Regions from separate parts of the Homo sapiens genome. Here region 1 is linked to region 2. Evidence: read pairs that join two places in POLR2A ChIA-PET (ENCODE). Cell type or tissue: PC-3. All regions are shown on one strand. Links, peaks and the distances in the headings refer to the core of each region. The heading gives the core; the rest is flanking DNA. Region 1 overlaps DIAPH2 (diaphanous related formin 2). Region 2 overlaps DIAPH2 (diaphanous related formin 2).

Region 1 (2,922 bases), core at 211-2,710, 140 kb after region 2:
AAATCATGAGTAATTTTTATTCACTGTAGAATTAGATTTCTTTTAAGAAAAAGAAAGCTAGTACAGTAAAAATCAGCATTTCAGATGTGGGTGGCAAGAATTAACTAGATTTTAGAGTAAACCGTAGAATAGTACCCTCCTCTTTGCTCCTTACCATACTTTGTTTTCTGAGCATTTATCACCACCCGTCATGTATTTATTTGTTCATCATTTGTCTTCTGCTCCCCACTGAAATGTAACCTCCATGAGAGAAGATGCTTTAACTCCTCTAGTTACCCAAAGACTCTCCAGTGCCTAGAACAGTGTTTGGCAAATATTTATAGTAGTTGCTCAATATTTGTTGTATTAGTGATTAGCCTGCATGAGCTATCTGGCTTGCCCATTTCAAGTGCTGTGATGAATATTCTATGCCGGAGAAATCATCCTCCAGACTGGATCGTTACCATTATCTTCATTTGGCATTTTATTACCAACAAGATAGTACCCCAGGTACCATAGTAAAAATGACTTAAGTGCTTTCCATGTCCATGTGCCTTTATATTTTACTTAACAACATATATTCTTCACATTGACATACATTCATTCAGTAAATATTTGTTGAAAACTTACAATGAGTCAGACACTTACTTGCCCAGAAATAGAGGCATAGATAAGATATTGCACCTTTACTGTAACTCTACTAGAACACAACCCTAGAAAAAATTCAGAATCTGTCATCTCCATAGTTGTGGATTTCTCTACAAAGTTGAAATTTATTGTTGTTTTTGTGACAACAACATACGTTTCCTGATTTTTCTGATACCTTTTGATTCATCCTCATCATTGATGTTTCTTTTTCTCCTTGTACATTAAATGCTTTTGTTCACCAAGGTTCAACCCTCACACTCTACACAAGAATCTTTCTGTGTGATTTCACCCACTCTCATATTTTTAACTGTCTATATGCAAATCATTTCTAACTCCGTAGCTATAGCCTACAGTTCTTCCTGGAACTTAAGGCTTGCATAATGAAATGCCTGCTGGACAATTCTACCTAGATGTTCAATAGGCACCTTCAGTTCATGTCAAAATCTTAACTCTGCTTTTTCTTCTAAAATCTATTCCGTTTTTGATTCTTTGTAGGCGGCACCACCATCCAGCTACTCACTCTAGCAGGGAACTGGGTGTGAACCTTGATTCTTCCTTCTCTATAAATCTCCACATCTCACAATCTCTGTATCCTGCCCGTTTTCCTTCCTAAATATTTCTTGAATGTGTCACCTCTGTGGCTTCCTAACTACCATTGTCCTATTCCCATGTTTTACCAACTGTTGCTGAGACAACTGCAGCAATCTTCTAAATGGCATTCCAGCTTCCAGTCTTGTCCCCCTTCAAATCCCTGCATTCTTTTATAATTTTGCCCACTGTGTCCCCCTGCCTGGACTGCCCTCCCTTGTTCTTTTCATTGGATGAACTCCTGCTCATCCTTTTAAAACTCAATTCGGCCCCATCACCGGGGGGCTATGAATATACTTTCTCAGTTCTTGCATGGTGCTTTCAGCATGTTGTTCCCACTGAATTCCCACACTGCTTTGTCTTTGTTTCTTTACCTGCCTGTCTTTCCTATTAGATAGTGAGCTCATTGGGAGCATGTCTTATTTATCTTTGTAGATCCGGCATTAAGCATGTCATTGGGAACTTAATAGGCCCTTCAGACATTTTTGAATAAATGAGTAGATGAATGAACAAAAGAACAAACAGCAAACAAAGGGTAGCCTTGAGGTACAGTATAAGTATATCAAAGAATACAATATTCTTTTACTTTAGATATCAACCTTATAATTTATTAGGAGAAATAAAAACACAAAAGGGCAGTAATATACCAGCCCACATGTAGTCTCATATTCCAGTACAGTTTTATCTGACTTTGCCTTTTTGATACTGATGACACAGGGAGCATCTGGGGCTAGATAAACTGCTCATGCTCTGAACTATATGTTGAATATTTTGATAGAAACTCTTTTTGCCTGTGGCTTATTTGTCATATGCCGCTTGAGTGTGAACTTAATTTGCATGACTGCAATAAATGAAAAGTGTTTCTTATTTCCTACTTTGAGTACATAAATTTGACCTTGATCAATGTCAGCAAACCAGGCCTCTGGCAACCACTTCACAATTTTGACTATCCAGAGAAGTTCATCATCATCTTTAGACAACTTTACCCTGGAATGGCAGGTTTAGTTAGTATCAGTGGAGTCTTGTCAGACGTGTTTCCTAACAAAAATGACCTCAAGCAGGAGTGTGTGGTTTTCTCTGAGAAAGCTTTTCTTCCCCTGAGCAGATCATAGCCTCCACAAATGTCTTTGAAACAGGCATGCAAAGATTGCTCTATACAGAAGATTGTGACACCGAACATGAGGTTGCTTCGAATGGTTATCCTAAAGTGACCTGCCAAACTGAAGGGCAAAAATGCCACTGCTCTTGAAGTCTTAAAATAGTATCTCTTCTTGTTGAATCCATGGGAATAGAAAAAAGAAATTGTGGTCAGGCCATATGAGAAGGAATGCCAAAAAAAAAAAAAAAAGTCACCAAATCCATTTAGCACTTGGTAACAAAAGGTAAGAATAGACATTGAATACTGTACTATTTTTAGTATCCATTCCAGCATAGTGCTAAGTATGTCTTGCCTCCAAAGTGTGTTACTCCTTCTACCTTCTCCATCTCTAACAGTAATAAGCCCAGTCACCTAAGTTCAAACTCTGAGTCAACTTTGACTCAAGCTTCTCATTGATTCCCTAGAACCATTGGTTACCAATTTAGATTTCATTATCTCTTGAAACTGTTGTACCTCCAAGTACTCTAAAATTCTCTTATTTGAACATGTCCACTTCCTTCCACCTTTCCTAGTCCACACCCACTCTGCTTCTGCTTTTCCGTTTGGTA
Region 2 (2,922 bases), core at 169-2,668:
CATTCTCCCTGTGTGCATATCTGTCTTTTCACATGGTGTTTATTTTATAAAAATACCAGTGATATTGAATTAAAGGCCCACCCTACTTTATTTTATTTCTTTAGAGATGGAGTCTCACTCTGTCACCCAGGCTGGAATACAGAGATGTGATCATAGCTCACTGCAGCCTCAAACTCCTAGGCAGAAGCAATCCTCCTCCCTCAGCCTCCCATGTAGCTGGGAATATAGGTGTATGCTAACATGCCCAGCTGCTCTTAGTTACTGTTTTTTTTTCCTAAAATAAATATTTTAGAACAATCACCTCTTAATTACATAGTTCAACTTATAGCATGTGTGTTTGAATGGGATCACCACGGTAAAGTATAAATCAGAGGTTCTGAAACTATTTGATCTCAGAACCCATTTACACTAAAAATCATTGAGGACCCCAAATGCCTTTTGTTTATCTAAGTTGTTTATATTGACATTTATCATCTTAGAGTTGAAACTGAGATAATTTTAAAATTATCGATTGATTCAATTAAAATAACAATAGTAAACCTTTTCATGTTAAAATAAATAACCTTTTAAATGAAAACTACCTATATTTTCCAAAACAAAAAAAGAATTAGAAGAGAAAAAGAATAATGTCATAAATCTCTTCACAGTCTGACTTAATAAGACAGCTTGATTCTCATACCTACTTTTCTATTCAATCTGATTCAATATCATTCTTCATGTAACTTCTGGAAAACTTCACGATACACTCAGGAAAGAATGAGAAATAGAAAGGCAAAAAAGTGTCAGTATTATTATGAAAATAGTTTTCACCTTGCAAATCCCTGAAATGATCTTTCGGGGCCTCCAGGAGTCCCCCGCCACACTCCAGCATTGCTGGAGTGAACAATGAAAAGAGTAAGTGGTTAAAAATGGAGCCTATCGGCCGAGTGCAGAGGCTCACACCTGTAATCCCAGCACTTTGGGTGGCCTAGGCGGGTGGATCATGAGGTCAGGAGTTCAAGACCAGCCTGGCCAAGATGGTGAAACCCCGTCTCTACTAAAAATACAAAAATTAGCTGGGCATGGTGGCAGGTGCCTGTAATCCCAGCTACTCGGGAGGCTGAGGCAGAGAATTGCTTGAACCCGGGGGGCAGAAGTTGCAGTGAGCCGAGATCACGCCACTGCACTCCAGCCTGGGCTACAGAGCGAGACTCTGTCTCAAAAAAAAAAAAAAAAAAAAAGGAGCCTATCCAGTTTTGTTCTGAGAATGTAATCTTTCTCCCACACTACAGCAATTCCTACGCTCCTCCAAGTGTTTATTAACCTTTCACTGTTCTCCTAAAAATGTGTCTATAACAGACAAAGAAAGAAGGGCTTATTTTGATTGTGTCTAGTTGTTATAGGACCAACAAGTTTGTATGCCTGCTGCACAGTAACAGACCAATACCCTGAGACAACTGGGATGCAGCAGAGAAAGACATTAATGATTGCAGGGCACCAAGCAAAGAGATGGGAGGAGACCCTCAAATCCATCCCCTCAAGGAGTTCTGGGCTGGGATGTTTAAGTGGATCTCGGAGAGTAGGGGGCTGGAAAATTGGAGTCATTGATTGACCAGGGCAAGGGGGATGAAATCATCAGGATGTGGAAACTGCATTCTTTGGTGAGTCAGCTTCTTGTGGGATCCTTCAGACCAGCTGACATCAGTAGTTTCATTGGTACACAGCACTGAAAGAATAGCTCCAATGGAAAACTTAATGTTTTATAATGTTCAAGTTGTTATCTACACAGCAGTTAAGGGGAACTATAATCTTGTAACAGGGTCTGTGTGATTTTGAAGCAATAAGTACCGAACAACTATGAGGAAGCAGGTCAAGCCGGTCAGAGAGCAAGCTGACTTAATGATTAACACTGAATCACTGAATGTACCACAAGCTTGGTTTATCTTTTTCCCTGCTTTCTGTCTTTTTTTTTTTTTTTTTTTTTTTTTTTTTGAGACAGGGTCTCACTCTGTTGCCAAGACTGGAGTGCAGTGGCGCAGTCTTGTCTCGCTACAGTCTCTGCCTCCCGGGCTCAAACGATCCTCCCACGTCAGCCTCCCCAGTAACTGGGAATATAGGCACACACCACCATGCCCAGCTAATTTTTGTATTTTTTGTAGGTGTGTGGTTTCGCCATGTTGCCCAGGCTGGTCTTGAACTCCTGAGATTAAGCGATCTGCCTTGGCCTCCCAAAGTACTGGGATTATAGGCGTGAGCTACTGTGCCTGGCCTATTTTCTTTTCTTTTCTTTTCTTTTCTTTTTTTTGAGATGGAGTCTTGCTCTGTTATCAAGGCTGGAGTGCAGTGATGCAATCTCAGCTCACTACAACCTCTGCCTCCTGGGTTCAAGTGATTCTCCTGCCTCAGCCTCCCAAGTAGCTGGGATTACAGGCATGAGCCACCACGCCCGGCCTTGGCCTATTTTCATTTCTTTCTCTCCTTTCTTCCCTGATTAATTTTTAAATTTTTATAGGGATGGTTTCATAGTCTGTATGTATTTTCATTTGCTAATATTTAGTTAATTACCTTTTCAAATGTCATTGAGACCGTAAGATAAATATCCAAATAAGTTTTTATGCATATGCTCAGCTGAGTGATTTGAGCATGAAAAATAAATTTTTAAAAATTGGATTTATTTTTTATGTTTTAGTACCATAGCTCTATTTACGTATCAGTCAAATAGTAAACTACTGTTACCTTCTTGACTCATGGCCCATGTGTTACAAATATTATTATTATTTATTGTAATGTTACTTTATACTTGGACTATATGTGCCTTTGTACTTATAAATATGTTTCAAAAACAGATCCTTCCATTGCAAGTGTGTAGTTTTAATTATGAAAATGAAAAGATGCAGGAAAGAAAGAGTAAGAATAATAGAGTTGGGTGTCTGTCAAGATGGA

The links. ChIA-PET counts read pairs that join two places held together with the same protein. Peaks named below come from ENCODE experiments on the same cell type or tissue, not always from the same donor. Only the 100,000 strongest peaks of a DNase experiment are listed, where the experiment ranks them.
Region 1: POLR2A ChIA-PET joins it to region 2 with 9 read pairs; 2 of 35 experiments call an interaction of 5 or more read pairs at or near these places.

The regions. Positions count from the first base shown.
Region 1 is chrX:97,523,916-97,526,837 of GRCh38, forward strand. The region is part of intron 26 of DIAPH2 (diaphanous related formin 2); the gene reads left to right. Among named protein-coding and RNA genes, the nearest start is that of DIAPH2-AS1, 39 kb to the right of the region's middle. In PC-3, for the core only: no CTCF peak of the experiment used is centred there; a DNase peak (open chromatin) is centred at 1,256; H3K4me3 peaks cover 615 bases; H3K27ac peaks cover 2,500 bases.
Region 2 is chrX:97,388,267-97,391,188 of GRCh38, forward strand. The region is part of intron 25 of DIAPH2 (diaphanous related formin 2); the gene reads left to right. Among named protein-coding and RNA genes, the nearest start is that of DIAPH2-AS1, 170 kb to the right of the region's middle. In PC-3, for the core only: no CTCF peak of the experiment used is centred there; a DNase peak (open chromatin) is centred at 1,705; H3K4me3 peaks cover 514 bases; H3K27ac peaks cover 2,031 bases.